2 separate regions of the Homo sapiens genome follow, and region 2 is linked to region 1. Evidence: chromatin loops called from intact Hi-C (ENCODE). Cell type or tissue: heart left ventricle. All regions are shown on one strand. Each heading gives the region's core, and the rest is flanking DNA. Links, peaks and the distances in the headings are about the cores only. Region 1 overlaps MYOSLID-AS1 (MYOSLID antisense RNA 1). Region 2 has its middle 15 kb from the start of MIR1302-4.

Evidence for each region. A loop is a pair of places that touch in the nucleus more often than their neighbours do. Peaks named below come from ENCODE experiments on the same cell type or tissue, not always from the same donor. Only the 100,000 strongest peaks of a DNase experiment are listed, where the experiment ranks them.
Region 2: a loop joins it to region 1, with 2.0 times the contacts of the local background. A loop is called at or near these places in 3 of 110 quality-filtered maps.

The regions. Positions count from the first base shown.
Region 1 is chr2:207,225,892-207,234,754 of GRCh38, forward strand. All of the region lies in intron 3 of MYOSLID-AS1 (MYOSLID antisense RNA 1), which reads right to left. Among named protein-coding and RNA genes, the nearest start is that of MYOSLID, 9.5 kb to the right of the region's middle. RefSeq lists an enhancer at 25-134. In heart left ventricle, for the core only: a CTCF peak has its summit at 4,498; a DNase peak (open chromatin) is centred at 1,400; H3K4me3 peaks cover 707 bases; H3K27ac peaks cover 233 bases.
Region 2 is chr2:207,279,879-207,288,741 of GRCh38, forward strand. No RefSeq gene overlaps it. Among named protein-coding and RNA genes, the nearest start is that of MIR1302-4, 15 kb to the left of the region's middle. RefSeq lists a silencer at 5,575-5,634. In heart left ventricle, for the core only: a CTCF peak has its summit at 3,681; a DNase peak (open chromatin) is centred at 3,673; H3K27ac peaks cover 1,452 bases.

The sequences.
Region 1 (8,863 bases), core at 332-8,331:
AGCTGGTCAGAAGACACATGTACAAGACCAGCTGAAAGGGGGATGTGAACACACCTGGGTACATAGTGTGGTTTTCTTGGTTAGGCTATGAAATAAATACTGTGTGTCTTAAAGGCAACGTCTTTAAAAGAAGACGACGCACTCTGAGGTGAAAGGAAATCTGGGTTTTGCTTTAAGAAGCTTGTTCTCATTGGTAGGGCAAGGCTCATTTCTGTAAGAATGCTCTCAGCACTGTCCCATAGAACTTTCTGGAATGATGGAAATGGTCTGTCTCTGTGTTGTCCAATATGAGAGCCACTACTCACATGTGGCCATTGAATGATTAACTTTTAGCTACATAACTGAGAATCTGCATTTTTAATTTTATTGAATTTTAATTAATTTTTATTTAAACAGCCACATGTGCAAGACAAGGTGACCAGACAGATCCTATTCTCTGCTCCCTTTGTTTGTTTGCTTGTTTATTTAGAGCCAGCCCTGAGTATATCTATTCCCAGATACTCCCACCAGAAATTCTTTCAGCATTATCAACAAGGAGGAAGGAAGGGAGCAGCTTCCTGGATTGGATTCAGCTTCCTGTAGGTGCCAGGCCTGGGAAAAGTGCTTCCACATATCAAACTCATTTATCTGTGGTTGAATCCTTACAACTCTGCTCTATGTGACACTCTGTCCTCATTTTATAGCTGAGGAATCTGGAGGTGACAAATTTTGGTAAGTGAACTAAGCAGAAATGGAGTTTGAGTCTTTGCATCCAATCAGATAACCTTTCCATTACAAAGAGATGGTGTTATTCCCAATGCTATCCCCATTTCACAAAGAGGGAAAACAAGTCACTAATTACAGAACAAAGACCAGGGAGAAGTGGTAGGCACATAAGTTTGTGGTCTTTGTGGCTATGCATATCTTTCAGATTCAAGTGTATGTTGAAAGTACTCAATGAAGGAGTGTCTAATAAACTTTCATTTCTTGGTATCCAAGGTGTGGCAGGCAGGCCTGAAATGACCAATTCAAAGTCCCTCTTGTTGCTACTGAAGCATGTTTGAGACCTGCGAGGAGGAGGAGGCCTCTATCAGAGCAAAGAATTTGGAGCTGCTTCCAATCTGAAACTTCCTTAGCGTTGTAAAAAGCACCCTTCATTCGAAATCGCTCAGTGCCTGGACTCAGAGAAAGTGGGAGAGTTACCAAGGCTCGGGTACGTCTAGCACCCCTAGCCACCACGGTGCTAACCAGGAGGGTGATGAGGAGAAAGCTTTTCTCTGCTGGTAGCCATTCATGCAAGAAGTTTCCTAGAAGGTGATGTTGATTGTAATTAGAGCCTCCTCTCTGGGCGGACGAGGGGGCGGGGCGGAGGGGGGGTGGTTGTCTCAAATCCCAGTCCCGCAAATGCAGCTGGTGGCTGGGAAGCTGCCGCCTGGCATTCTCTCCAGAGAGAGTCTCAGCTGCTCTTGCTGTCTAGAATGATCACTTGGTGTAGTTTCCCAGGGTATGAGGTGGGGGGAGGGGGAAGATGGCAGCTCGGCCATGACGCGGAAGGGGGCAGTGACCGTCATGCAGGCGGCTTTTCACAGCGTGTGTCTGCCCCTGCCCGGGCAGCAGACTTCAGTTCCTCCCTGGTCCCTTGCTGGCTGTTCACTTTCTACACCAATGGGCTCTGAGGTGACAAGTTCAATTCCCAGCTCTGTCAAACCTGCATTTTCTTCCCTGACCTACTTTCCCCACTCTGCAGTGTTGGAACAATGCCTCGCTCTGTTCCCTGTTTAGACCCATCTTTTGCCTGCGCTGGTGCAGAAGCCCAGGCCTTTGCCAGGCTTTTTGCCTTGAATCCCTGACAAGTGTTGATGGGAAAATAAAAAAAGAGAAGGGGGAAAAAAATCCTTGCTATAAAACAGTCCAGCTCTCCCACAGATGCCCAGACTCCGGAGGGAGTGAAAGCTTCTCAGCAGCAAGGAAAGAAATCAAAAGGTTGTGCTTCTCCTCTCATCACCTCTCCCCTCTCCCCAGCCCCCAAGGCACAGTGAGAAGAAACTGAGGCAATGCCAAGAACACCCCGACCTCATGAGCTTCAAAGAAGCTGCTGCTGCAGTTCCCGGTTCTGAGGCACCTCCAAGACCACTCTCATCCAAACTCTCAAAACACTCCCCTTGGGTGAGCTGTCCCTTAAAAGGAACAGGGCTGGGCCTTCACAAAGGCTCCTGTGAGACTTCTACCCCCTATGGGTCTGGTAGCACCAAGGGATTTCTCATGCTATGACCACAGACATCATCAAGAGGGTAGAGAGACCAAGTGGCCAGTGAATTGGCACACATGAAGATTCTTTGTGATCTGTAAAGAAAGTGTAAAATCTGCAACAAACTGTGGAATAATCTGACATAGGAAGAGGTGGATGGTACAGAAGAACAATAAAATAATAGCCAGCCTTTATTGACTGGTTGCTTCATGCCACTACTGCTCTGTGTGCTTTTACATGTATAAAATGCGTATTTGTCATAAGACCCTTTGAAACGGCCCTACTGTCACTCCTATTTTATAGATGATGAAGCCCAGGACAGCACAAGGCTAGTGAGTGGTGCTGCACCCACGGAGTCTCTCCAGAGCCTGCACCTCTTACCCTCAGCTCGCCCTCCCCTCTGCTCCATCTTACACTCCAAGAACAGCTTGGTGGGCTGTGTCCTCCACAGCATGCCAGCAGCCCCCTCCTCCCACTCCAGCAAACCCCAGCCAAGACCACTCTGGCCCTGTTCCTCCAAGTGAACCCGAAACAACAGCCTCCTCCAGAACATCCTCCCTACTTCAGTTACTCCATTAGTTTCCTAAGATAATGTGGGCAAACATTTCTCAAATAATCCCTGTGGACAGCTGCCCATGCTGGGCACAGATAGGGCCTTCCCTGAGCTCACCCCCTCCTAGACCCTCCCAGTCTGGGGTGCACACATAGTCAGTCTGTGCAGAGAGGTGTTAAGAGGAAATCTGCTGGGGGACAGCAGGGGATGATTTTCCTCCTGGATAAAAGGAAAGAGCTCTACAAGGAACATGTTTTTTGCATCCTCTTTTCTGTTTGGCCCGCTGCCACATGAGGACACAGAGTTTAGAGTTGAAGCATCTTTTTCAAAATTATGAGAGAAATCACCTCTGAGATATTAAGGATAAAAATGTGAAAAGTCCCAGGAACTTGATGTCATTGAGCTGCTCCACCAACCCTGGAACTGCTGACTTCCAGACTTATTGTTAGATTTTTAAAAATTAATTTATATGATTAGTCTACCACCAGTTAGGATTCTGTTACTTGTAGCCCAAAGCACCTAACTGATAGAGTTACCTAAAAGCAGGCCCCGAGAAAGGGTGTGAAATGACTTCTTCTTCTCAGCGTTGGCCCTGCCTACCCCACTGCTACTCACCTGACTTACTTATCTCCTGCTCCTCTCCCCAGATGCTCCAGGAAAGGCCAACCTGGACGTCATCCTGCCTCATTTCCTGGCCCCTGCAATCACTACTCCTTCTACTGGAAAATTCCTCCCCAGTCTTCCCAAGGCTGCTTTCTTCTCTCCACTGACTTCATCTTGTCAGAGAGAAGTCCCCTGAGCACCCAACTTTGAGTGGCCACCCAGCAACTCTGTCTCAGTCACAATTTCCTTCATAGAAGTTATGACTCTATATAAATATCTTCATTGTTTGTTTAATGTCTCTGCACTTGACAGTTTGTTTGTCTTACCCAGAACATTACTTGGCTCGTAGCAAAATTCTAGACATTGGTGGGCACCAGAATCCCCTGCAGTGTTTTTTTTAGGAGTTTCAGGGGGTCCTTCTCCTCCTCTTTTTCCACCCGCTACTTCTTCTCTTCCTTCTCTCCTCCTCTTCCTTTCTCTTCTTTCTTTCCTCCTTCATCTGCTCCTCCTTCAAATCTGAGTGATGCCCTTTGTGCCTCCATTGATGGTGTAGAAGACCTATGTCCCATACTATTCTTTACAAATCGTTAGAATCACGGTTAAAGTCCAAAAGCTGAAATCTCAGTTTGATCATCTCCAGTAAGGCTTGATTTTTAGGTATCATTCTAAACGGGGATTCTGTGATGGAATGACAATGTGAGGCTGTTTCTAAGCTTCTTGTGTTCGTTTTACTGTATCGCTATGGTGGTTTTTAGTCTTTCAGACATTTTAATCTATGCTTAATTATGCTCATTCCCAGAGGTTCCTTAAAAGCAAATGGCACAATTTCTAAAAAATCAAATAAATAATACACATGAGGCCTGCTAGGACTTGATAGGAGCCCATCTGAGCAGTTGAAGGAATGGCGGCCATCAGAGGGCCTGAGAACAAGGGTTTAGAGAATCATCGCCTTCCCTTTCAGCATTCACAGCCACTCAAGACAAATCTCCGAAACCTGGGGAGATAGAGTCTTTGCCAACTCTGTGCCCTAGCCTCTCCTCTCAAATTGGAATTGAGTCTGCTAAAATGGATTGGTTTTTGTGATCACTTTACCAAGAAGGATAACTGTAATTCATCTTTCTTCCAAAGGGGGCAACATGGAGTCCATCCCGGAGCACTGGGGAAAGGGACCCAGAGGCTGTCCTGCCACTCTGCACTAACAACAAGGAACAGTGTAAGGTTGGGGCATTGATGTCCCTTTCTAGGGCACCTGGAGCTCTTTTGGCTTGCGAATGGACATCTGCTGATTTTGCCTGTCTGGGACCTGGTCACTCTCTGCCACACTTTGGATCTTCCCTTGTGGCGGGCAGTCAAAGGGACCATCAGTTAAGGTTCCACACTCTTATCTAGCCAAGAGGTTGGAATGAAGCCCAAGCTGGGTCAGTCAGATTCGCATAGGAATTTTAACCTTGAACAGGAAAAGGAAAGAAATTGAAGATGACGTGAAACACTGGTACTTCCCTAAAGAGACTATTACTTCCTGCTACTTAAATTCTCTAGTTCCAGTACTTTCTGATACTTGATTTTCAGCATTGGCTTTTGCTAAATGACTACTACATATCCTTCAATTAACTCCTCTTTTCCCTTGTGAGTTGACAGAGTAAAATCTGTAACTTACAACAAAATGACTAAATTATAGACTTCTTAAGCAATGCAGTCCAGAGTTTGACACCTGCTCCCACCACTGAGGCCTCAGAATATGTTTATGTTATATGTCCTTGACTAACTCAGGTATTAACAAAAATAATGCCCAAACAATTATCTCTCATCCCCACCCCCCAAAAAAATCTGGGTCACTTCTCCCTCTGATTTGCCATGTAATTCTCAAGTAGACAACACAAATAGCAGTTGCAGAGGCTAAGGGGAAAAAAGTGTTAAAAAAAAAAAAAACTTATCTGTCTTAAAAGTCATGAATGAAATAAAGGAAACTGTGTTCATAGCACCTGACTCACATGATTACTGTGGGTGAGCCATCAATATGTAGATAGAAAGAAAATAATTGGCATAAGCTCCTTGAAATTTCTGCCTACAGCCTCCCCAAGGAGGCCTTGGGGAGAATTCAGATAGCATTTGAACAGCCAGGGTTCAGTAATGAGAACTGACATTCTAGTGTGTAGTACAAAAGGCACTTCCCTCCCGGAACCACGAAAAGTACTTTAATCAGCCAAAACGTTGCTACTGTTAAAAAAAAAGAAAAAGAAAAAAAAGGAGGGGGAGGGGATAAAACAGCCCCCTCGTTTATTGTTTCTCCACCACTGCTATGCCCAACTCCTACTGAATGGACGAGCCCCTTTGGCATCATCTTATGCCTACCTCATTAATGCCACTTGCTCACTGCTATGCCAGAAAACCCAGCTGATTCACAGGAAACCCTGAGCTGAAGGTTGCCTGGGTTTTGAGTTGCTTATGCACACAATTCACACTCCATGTGTCAGAAGCCCCCTCCATTCTGCAAATCACTCAGTGAGCCTGAAAAGTGGGAAACTGGCTTTGTACTGTCTCTGGCTCCCCCCTGAACAGTCAAACCCCAGGATGCCCACAAAATATTTGATTCCTTGTAAACTCAAAACAACCATCACAAAGAAGGAGAAAAGGTCAAATCCTCAAGTGAGGCACCCAGAGTGAACAGCCTGAGATATTGGAAAAGGTAAGCTGAGAAAATACTCAGACTCCTCTAGCAGAAGCTAAAGATAAAACATGGCTTGCTTCGTGCCCAAGGCAGACATTGAGCAGATTCCATTCTGAGAAGTTCATTGGAGGGTGAGGTCTCCTTCTCCATACGCACCCCCTCTGTCATCCTCTCTGGTATCCAGTCTTGCCTCCTGGCATGCTATGTTTTTCTTTGTCCCCTTCCTTCTAGCTGAAGCAAATACTCTGTTACTAATAATTGTGGTTACCCACGTCATTCACAGACAATATTTTCAAGGCAATAATCATAGAATACCTTAGTGAGGCATTAGATTCTGAGGACTTTGGATATATATGCAGATTGCTTTATACAAACAGCCAAACACGTCCTTTCACACATGTGCAGAATCTAAGAACTGAAATATGATTGAAGTCACACCCCCCTTTCCTGAGGGAATCCTGCATTGACTTACTGGTCTGTGTGGGTTATAAAGACCTAGTCCCCTTGCCCTGATTCAGGACATCTCTGAAAATCCGTTCCAGCTCCAGAGTGCCCCTTTAAGACATGGGAAAACAAAACAAAACAAAACAAACAAACAAAAAATGCCATGCTGCATCACAGTCCAACATCTCCCTATGCTCAGTCCTGCTTTACTTACTCCCTCAACAATGTTGACCCTGAGAACACTTCCCAATGAACTTATTGCATTAAATTAAAAAAAAAAAAAAAAAAGAAAAGCTAGAAAAGACTGAAGAGGTCTTAAAACCCAACCCCCTACGCAGTCCGCCCAGTAGGACTCGCTTCTGTGCTATCCTAGAGATAATCAAATGGCCTTCCCTTTAACCTTCCAAGTGTTTGGGGTTTCCAGATTCTTACACAGAAGTGAAGAGGAGAAAATGCTCTTTGGGGTAGGCAAATCTCTGACATCAGAGACGTTTGACACCATGAAATTCTGTAAGGTGATGAAGTAGGGTCCAGAAAGAGAAAACAGCTGCTTGGCCAAAGGGTGCTACATGAAATTATTAAAATGTGATGCTTGGTCAGGTGAGGTGGCTCATGCCTGTAATCCCAGCACTTTGAGAGGCTGAAGTGGGCAGATCACTTGAGGCCAGGAGTTCAAGACCAGTCTGGCTAACATGGTGAAACCGCATCTCTACTAAATATACAACAAATTAACTGGGCACAGTGTGGTGGTACATGCCTGTAATTCCAGCTACTCAGGAGGCTGAGGCAGGAGAATCACTTGAACCTGGGAGGCAGAGGTTGCAGTGAGCCAAGATTGTGCCACTGCACTCCAGCCTGGGTGACAGAGAGAGACTCTGTCTCAAAAAAAAAAAAAAAAAAAGTGTTGCTCCAGTATATGTGAGTATCAAAATGCTGACAGAGAGAAAACATCAAATAGTACTCTGGTATTGTAGGCTGAATGTTTGTGTCCCTCCAAAATTCATATGTTAAAAACTAATCTTCCATGCAGTAGTGTTAACAGGTGGGGACTTTTAGGAGATAATTAGGTCACAAGGGCTCCACCTTTATGAGTGGTATTAAGTAACTTTGTAAAAGAAGCCTGAGGGAGCTTGTTTGCCCCTTTTGCCATGTGAAGACACAGCAAGAAGGTGCCATCTATGAAGTAGAGGATGAGACCTTACCAGACACAAAATCTGTTGGTGCTTTGATCTTGGGCTTCCCAGCCTCCAGAAGCAAGAAAATTCTGTGATCAAGAAATTTCTGTTTATAAATGACACAGTCTAAGGTATTTTTATAGCAGCCCAAACAGACTAAGACACCTAGTGTCCTTTCCCTTATAAAACCAAGCTAATGAAGGAATACAGTGGGCAATCCTGCCAAGAGTGGTATATAAACAACACAGGGAATTTATGATAAAAGGCCAAGGAAATGGGCAAGAAAAAAGGAGCTGAGAAAACAAGGACACTGCAGAGAGAACCATTAAACAAGCATCATGCTCCTGGCTTATCTCCTTTGCACACTGAGCTCCCAGAGGCTTCCAACAGAGCTCAGCACAGTGAAGACCAACACAGAGAGAGTTTGGCTTGTCACATGTCTAGCACAGCAGAGAAAAGTTGAACGAGAGGCTGTAAAACATGGAGTCAGCCGATTTCTAATAGTGAATCTGGATATTAATTTTTGCAATTTTTGCGGTTACTGTCTACAGAGATGGTTATCAATGTTTTTGATATGGCCTAAACTAAAGATGGAGAAAAAGTGAGTTGATGATGAGTTGGTGTGGATCTTCTTTTGGTAGGAGAAGAAGTTTTATCTGAGATCAGACTCTAGATTGTAAAAGAAAACTCCCCACAAAGGGACAAGCAATTTGTATGAGTGTGTGTCAGGTCCAGAACAAGACATTAGGGGTGGTAAGACCTGTGGACCTTTGTAAAATATATTCCAAACACTTTGCTGGCTGAACAATTACGTTTGTGGCTAAATTTCACTGCTGGTCTGCCAGTTTGCAACTCCTGCTCTAAAAGGTGACTGTCTTCCCAGATAATCTGAAGCTATCATCTGCTGCTCACACTCAGAGGGTGAACTGATGGCCTTACAGTTAGGCTTCTGTTTTATTCCTCGTCAAAGAATAGCCTCCCCCCACCATCCCTACCCCCTCCGCCAACTCCTCTCTGGTGTTTGCAGCCACCATCCCTATCACCATTTCTAGATTAGAAAAGAAGGCCAGTGGAACTGCCAAAATGGAGAGGAAGAAGGAGACCAAATTGGGAAAGAATGTTGGACAACATTAGCAGAAAACTAAAGGCAGGGTGAACACTGTTCCTCCAAGGTTGCTCAGATATAATATCCC
Region 2 (8,863 bases), core at 527-8,526, 54 kb after region 1:
CATAGCTTAACCAGAGTACACAGGCTTGAGAAGACTTAAGAATTCTAATGAGGGGGAATAAAAGGACATAAGAAAATGAGTAGACAAGAGAGCTCTCTAATATTCTTGGCTTCTCAGCTTTCTAAAAGAAATTGTATTTATGCCATAGTTATTGACTGGAGCCATATATCTTACATGCTGATGATAGGCAAATATCCTGGGGTCTTTTGAAAAAAGGAATGTATCAAGTACAAACTCAATTAACTGATTAAATTTTTTGATTACTAGAGAGAGATCAGACATCTCTGCATTTTTCAATCTTAGTTATTGAAAGTACTTTCAAATATACATTAATCAACTTTCCTGCTTTGGTAAGTACAATATCCTGAACCTCACTGACTATTTCTTCACAGGTTTAAAATCTTAAAATCCTGAGGGTCATAATTTGAACATCAATCTCATCATACCTGACATTAATATGGCAAGTGTCCCTGGCACATTTTGCCTTACAGTAGACTCTAAACTTCTTAAAGGCAAGAACCACATTCAAATTCTGATTCTACCAGGTGTCATGTTTGTGATATTCAGTGAGAGTGTCTAATTCTCAGTTTCCCCACCTAAGAACAGGAAGAGACAGCCTACCCCTCAGGTTGTTGGAAGAATACAAATTCCTAACATATAGTGAATAACACACAGTAGGACTTGGTGAATGTTCTTTCCTTCCTCCTTAATAATTTTTTCTTGAATCAAATTTAAATGAGTGGAGGAGGTGAGAATACATTTGTTCTAATACTAGGGCATAAAGAAAAAAAACCATGCCTCACTATATTTTGCTTTACAAATTGCATTTCTCATCAGAAAGTGGGGTGACAGAGAATTCCAGCACACTGAGATTTCTAATTATTTGGTTCCAATTAGTAATTGGGCATACACTTGACAACATGTATCACATGTCCTTTGCCCCAGCAATCCCACTCAGTCATTTATCCTAAGGAAGGAATTGAGAATGAACAAGAATGAATAAACAAGGATATTCACTGACCTGTTTTTTATAATATTAAAATATCAGAAACAACACAAATACTCATCAATAGGTGAATGGTAAAACATATTTCACATCAACCATACATCAGAATAATACAAAACCATTAGAAATTATAATTAGCTTTTTATTTATAGAGTTATAATGTGTCAATAAAATATTGTTAAGAGGACAAAGCACATTACAAGAGTATATATAAATTCGGTATTCTAGTTTTGTCAAAATTTATGTAGGTGTATGTATGTATTTATAAAAAAAAGTCTTGAAAAATACACACCAACATGCTCATATGTTTATGTCCAAGGGGTAGGATTATGAATGATTTCCTCTTCCTTTTTAATATATTTCTTTTGACCTGAATTCCTTTACAACAAGCATATATTACTTCTATAATCAACAAATAATAAAGCACTTTTATTTTAAGAATTAAAATTTTTTTGTTGCAAAAAATGCCAATCAACAATTCTGTACTACAAAATCCTGAAAAACCCAAGTTTTATGGACCTTTTCTCATTGATTCTCAAACAGAAGGGAGAAGTCTCATTATTGCTGTTTATAGATCGAAGTCACGCTTTCTAAACCTTGGCACTACTGGCATTTTTGGCTGGGTAATTCTTCGTTGTGGGGCATTGTCCCATGCACTATAAGATGTTTTGCAGCAGCTCTGACTCTTACTCACTAGAAGCCAGTAACACACACCCTTTCCCCAAGTTGTGACATCCAAAAATGTCTCTAAACATTGTCAAATGTCCCTGGTGTTCAGGGGGAGGAGGAGGGAGGAAATTGCCCAGTTGAAAACCACTGTTCTAAGAAAACTGGAGGGCTGGAATTAAAACTCACGTTTACCACTCATTGGGTGATTCGACCTCTCTGTGTTCCAGTTCCTCATCAACAGAATGACTATCTAACCTTACAGATATCTTTTGGTCCCGAAATCTAGAATTTTATGGGTTTGTAGAAAATCAACTGGGTTAAATAGAAAGTCTAGCGTCATGCAGAAAACCAAAAATACAGATAGAAATGTAGCTAGGTTTTCTGATTGCAATTTTGTACCTGTTCATTCACTTGTGTGGCAAATATTTATTGTCTATTATATCCCAGGCACCATGATAGGCACTGGGAAAGAGTAGTAAACCAAAAAATGAGATTCTTTCATGGAGCTTACCTTTGGCTGAGAAAAACAAACCAGAATCTTGTAGGGTTAATAAGTAAGAGTATTTTAGATGGTAGTAAGTGACATAAAGTAGGTAACATGTAATAGATAACTACTGGAACGGTATTGGGGGAAGTAAGTAACATAGGATAAGGTGGTCCAGGAAGCCCCCAGAGGAGTTGTTACTTGGACTAAGATCTGGGTGATAATGAGGACAGAGCCAAGCAAAGGTCAATGGGAAGAATGTCCCCATGACAGAGGGAATTGACGTGTATAAGCAGTGACATGGAAAAGAGCTTGGAACTGCATTCATGACAATACAATAGCAATATGTACATGGTTAGAGAGGTACCAAAAGAAATTGCGTCAATTTATATTATTAGTAGCATGGGGAAAATGCAAGTGGAAAAATAATCTCTGGTTTTTCCATAGGAGAGTGATTATAGTGGAAATTAGATCCAGAAAAAGCTCTCATATCATGGCCTTCATTCATAATGCAATTGAAAAATTGTGTTTGGGGAAATTCTGGAAACAAATGCCCCCAAAACTCATCAATGCCTTTCTATCATCATTTAGTACTAGGAGGGGGGTGCCAAGAAGATGTCTACTGAATTGCTAAAGCAATAAATTGAGGAGATAATCTTTTTCATGGTTGGTATGCTCAGGGGGAATAGGTCCAGCAGATAAAATGATAACTAGATTTAGTTGACAATTTGCTTTGAGTAAAATGTCGAGCTTGTAAATAATTTTAAAATAGCCTGTCATTCAATTGTGGTGTGTCCTTTAAGAAATTTTAATCGATGGAAAACACATTTCTCAAACACAGCTTCTAACCCCTGTGAAACCAGCTATTGGTTTAAACAAAAAGCTGTGACACAATCAGATCTGTGTGTGCAGTAGCTTACTAAGGAGAGTGAATTGAACTACAACCCCAGAATTTCATATTATAACAATATTCTGCAACCTAAGAATTAGCTATTGAGATGACATGTGATGTGGAAACACACAACTTGTTCAGCCCTTTTTGCTCAAGGGCACTGAGAAGCTGAGGTTTCCATCCACTCATCAGAAACAATCAACATACACATAAACTTTTGGCTGCAAATGGATTGTCTGTTTGGTATCTTTGCCAAAAGCTCAGCATTATAGAGAAAAAGAAAGTGAAAGGGAGAGAAAGGTGGAGGGAGAGGAAAGATATAGCAACTGTCTGAAATTAGGGTCTAGTGTCACCTTGAGAAGATGAACTCAAGAATAAAAATTCTACTACAGAATTTGGGGGTGGGGGAATCTCTCCTCACTCCCACAACTATCAGTAATCTAAGCTAAAATCCCTTTCTACAGTGACATCCATGTCAAAATGGGGAAGAATAGTGATCATTCTAAATGTAACATGAGCAATTTGTCGCCTTTTCCAGGCCCACTGCTTCCCCACTGTGGGTGCTGCAGAGGCAGTGGCTTTTCTTCCTCTTTCCCCTCTTCAACCCTGCCCAAGGCTGCACTGCTGGGGCACACAGCCTGGTGGCCTCCTCTGACTAAGCTGTTATTTTCCTGAAGAACTTTTTATCAAAGGAAACCAATCATTGTCCAGCCCCTGGTGTCAGGAGATGCAGCAGCAAAACCCCAAGGGCAATAGAAAGCTCTGGTTTTTTTAGGTTGAAACTCCTGGAGAAGATGTCTTGGGTTGTTTGTTTGTTTGTTTGTTTCTTGCTTGGATCTGGAGAACATTCTCTCTCTTTTTTTTCAACATTGACATGGATTATAAAGATATCATCCCAAATTGCTAGCATGGCAAATAAACCAATACAATTAGAGAATAAGGACACCTCCTGAGCATTTAACTGAGGCTGGCTAGGTGTTTATTTTTAATGAATTGATTGTCATCGATTATCAAAACATATATGTATTGATTTTATCCCTTATATCTTGGAGGCTAAATAATCTGCAAAGCTATTAATCCTGGATAGATTTAAAGATAATAGATAATGATGCATTATTCATAAATGTTGTACAGCAGGATATCCATTATACAACTGTTACTCTCTAGCAATATCACTTTCACATACATCTGTTATTATTTTATTTAAGCCAGATTGTCAGAAATTTTAGGAATGCTAATTTTTAACATTCAGCTTTATAACGAAATATCAATTCCTTTTTTTTCAGTCTAATGCAACCATGGAGACTGTATGAAGATGTTGCTTCCCTACCTGCACCTCTGGCCCGATTTACACATAAGCACACTCACAAAGATATGTCTACAGGCTGCATGGCTCTGTTATTGACTACTGAATGGTTTCCAGGCTGTCTTTGTCTCAAGGTCAATCAGACTCAAGTTCCACTTTTTTTTTTCCTCTTGTAGGAAGATTTCTTTATTGGTAAGCTGATTTAAATTCCTTTGCAGATATTGAACCAAATCTGCTCAGGCTGCAGCCTCCTGGGACCTTTCACTCTGGGCTAAATATAAATAAATACCCATATAGGACAGCTTTTGATGAAACATTAAAGATCACTCTGGTTATATGGCTTCTAGATTTTCTATTTTCTGTATGAAAAACCCATGGCGGTAAAAAGAACCTTCGCCACGGAAAGGAATAGATTTGTAAATTGCTGCCTATGGACCTCCTGGGACTTAATGGCACAGGGCAAAGAAGCAGCTGAGCTTGGCAAAGGAAGCAAGATAAATAAAATTAGCCACCAAATCAGCTCCTTTAAAAATACCAGCTGTCAACTCCCTCCAGCGTTTATGAATTTGGGGGCATGTTACTGTCACATTGTGTCTCACCCAGGACCAAGCAGCATTGCTCTTTTCAACTGGGAAAGGGTCCCTAACTCCCCTCACAGGGAAAGCTAATGCAAAAATTTGCCCTTTCTCTTTCACTCTGTCTCCCTTGTCATGTGTGCAAGGAAGAAACCAATCCAGGCCAACCAAGAGTTATTGCTATAATGATTATACTTGTCATTGTTTGTTCTTAAACTATTCACCAAGTAATCCCTTTAAAGGGTAGGGCTACTGGCTTTAGAAAGTAAATTTGCTAATGGAGATGAGAGATAAGGCTGGAAGAGCAGAAATAAGAGAAGGGCAGGAATCCTGCAATCTTTGTGGGGTGCTTGTCTCTCTATTGTAGCTCCCCAATGGGATCCAGCCTCTGCAGCTTTGGGAAAGAGCCTTGTACTACTTGACCAGGCATTGAAACTGAGGTACAGCCTCCTTCACAGGTGGAGATGGGAGACACACAACAATTTTAAAAGCTAACCTTAGCCAGGCCCTGCACTAATTGCTTTGTAAGCATTATCTCACTGAATGCTCCAAACAACCCACCAAGATGGGTAATATTATAACCCCATTTTAAAAATGAGCAAATTGAGTAGTTAAGCAGTTTGCCCACCCTCCTGGAAGACGCACCATGTAGCCTTTTATGATGTATGAGGCACCCTGCTCTTGCTGGGACTCAAGGGTGACCAGCAAACCACAGACACATTCTGGAGCCAATCAGTTATGCCCAAGCTGAAAGCATGTGCTTCCAGGTGCATGTAGATTCTTCTGGCCCGGTGAGAAATCTCTAAGCATTGCTGCATTGCTGGGCAAGTCATCCAGCGAGAATCAGCTGGAATCACACAGATCACATGGAGACCCTGGGGAAAAAAACACTGGGACAACTCCTTCTCCTTGTGTCTATTTGCAGCCAGGGGGAAGAACCGGAATGGGATCAGACACAGACTAACCATTTTAATCTTAATTTGCACCTAACTATGTACATCCTTTGGCTGGAGGCCAGGAGAATTTCCTGTTACAGTTTATAGAAGCAAAATCATTAAGTATATCTCTTATGTTGCTGTTGATTCTAAGGAAAAAAAAAGAAATCTTACAAAGCTCAGTCCATGGTTGGCACATAAAGACCATGTGTTGGCTCATTAAAATAGTAATTTTTTGTTATTGTTTATTTTTTAAAACACATGAAGCTTTTCTACTATGCTTGGATCAGAACTCTGTATAATTCACAGAAAACCACAATCATTGCACAAAAGAAAGCTTCCATTCCAAAACAGGCAGAATATCAGAATACAAACAGGCAAAATCCACACTCCACAAACTGAATGCAGGACCTGCAGTGAGTGAGCCAGAAGGGTTGGCACAATTCAGACTGGGGGGAAAAAAATCTATTTTTCCCTCAACCATAGTAAATATGAGAGTGCTTTACTCATAAAGAGCTTTCCAATGCTATTATTTTTGTTTGAGCTTCACAAGGCAATGAGGGAGATGTGGTCATCCCCCTTTCCAGATTTAGATCAGCTACGTGACTTATCCAAGGTCATGATCAGCAGTGGAGGGAACTCAGGCTACATGTGGCCAGTTATTTAGCTAGTCCAAGAAAATGGAAGTCATCGGGATTTTTCTGCCTGAATATTTAGCACAAGAGCTGGTCATGGACACCAATAAAAACACACACTCAAAAGTAACCTTTACCCTCGATGCTGTCTGGGCCCTATCCCTGGGAAGGAAGGTAAATGCCACATGTGCCTGCATTTCTCCCATCACATTCTCTGTTTCTACTAGGTGTAGTGGGGGGACAGGTTGGTGACAGTCTCTAACCCCCAAGTAACCCCTTAAAAGGGCTACTTGAAGAAAATCAGGGGAGACCAGCAACAAAGCAAGATGGGTTCCCTTTACCTTCCCATGCTGGAGTGAAAGCATTTGTCTCCCCTGATGTGGCTCCTCTCCTCACTAAATTATTATGTGAGGCACGTGGTGACAGCACAGAAGGGTTTTCCATAAATTTGAGTTTAAAGGGGATAATACTCGATGTTAAATCGTTAAATTAAATCATTCTTTACAAGACATTTTTACAATTTCAAGCCATGTTCCCAACTAGAGCTGCATAGTAAATTAATTACTGCATTAGTAGTTCATTGGTGACTATTGTAAACAATGTTTGTACTAAAAAAAATACACAGAAGTATGTTCCAAATATTTGTTCACATGTTTTGAATGCATTAAAAAGTACTTGTACTGTTTGAGGGGAGAGCATTCTTAGTAATTTTGTTGCCTGCCCCATTTTATCCTAGAAAGAGTTATATTCATCTCCCATTGGCATATAGGGTAATTTATCACAGTTGCTTATGGAGTTCTGGATAATATAACTGAGGACTTTTTAGAAGTTGAACCAGGTCAGAGAAAGTTAGTTATTAATCTAGTAAAAACGACTTTAATATGTTGGTTTATAGATATACCAAGAAGAAAGACAAACCATTTTTTCACCTCTAATGGCTAAAAATATGAAAGGTAAAAATCCCATGGTAGATAAACATACAACACAAGTCACATACGTTATATCTAGCCATGCCTGTTCCAAAAACATTTTGCTTTTATTTTTTGAATAAATGGTTAGTCTTATAAAATAATGTATAATAAAGAGAGTATACTTTAGCAAGGTGGTTCCAACTAAAGTGGGTAAGAAGTATAATTTGGGTAAAAACATTCCCTATGTTATCCATGTAAAAGTAAGCCATACTCAAATTGTATATGAATAACCTGGATTGGTTTTATATGTAATTTAAGTTTTTTCTAAACATACATACTTAATGCATAGCTGAAAGTCACAAGGAATCAACATAGTTCTATATGAAGAACGGGTTTTTGTAAGAAACATATTTACATGTCTTATATCTGCAGAAACCATTTTCTCCAAACTGAAACTTGGCATAACTCATTTGATAAGCTGAAGTACACTCATGGAACAATAAGTATATTTGAAATCAGGCCTGAGCCCCAAAATTGATCATCTCTGGCAGCTATATCTCTGCAGAGAATAAGATCACACCTAGGCACCCATTTATGTGACAGCTTGTGTACACTGTGTGTACACAGGGCAGAGACATATCAAAAGAGAGCTAAAATCCAAAGAAAAAAAAACCACCCAAATGTCCATCCGCAGTGAAATTGATAAAGAAGTTGTGCTACCTACATACAATGGAATACCAAGCGAAACGACAGGGCATGAACTATTACCATCCTTGCAACATGGATGAATGTCAAAACCATAATGTTGAGCAAAAGAAGCCAGACATGCGAGAAACATGATGTATAGTTTCATTTCTAAACATTTTCATTAATCTGTGATGTTGGAATTCGGGATAGTTGTCACCTTTTGAAGGGAGAAGTAGTGAACAGGAGGTGGCCCGAGGGGTCTTCTGGGGTCCTGATGTCTTCTATTTCTTCATGTTTAGACTGCTTACACAGTCTAGTCTCACTTTTGGAAAATTCATCTAGTTATACACTTATGATACATGCACTTTCTATATGTTAACTATACTTCAATAAGAAGCTACTTAAAAAATAAAAATAAGCTAGCAGCAGTGGCTCATGTCTGGAATTCCAGCTACTCAGGAGGCTGAGATGGGAGGACTGCTTGAGCCCAGGAGTTTGAGGCTGCAGTTGACTATGATCGTGCTACTCTAAAAAAGAAAATAAAATAAAAATTTAAAAAGATCACTAAGATAGTGAGCTCCCCCCCAAAGCATGGTTAGCCTAAAGTGCTATGCAGGGTTTGAACTCTCCCCATGCCCTATGCAAGGGAGCAGAGCTCCCAGAAGTTTTCAGACAGTCAAAGGAATAGGGACTCGAGATCGTAAGAAAAACCCTCATCTTCTCAGACCATTGCAGTAAACAAAAACTTCTCATTCCAAAAATA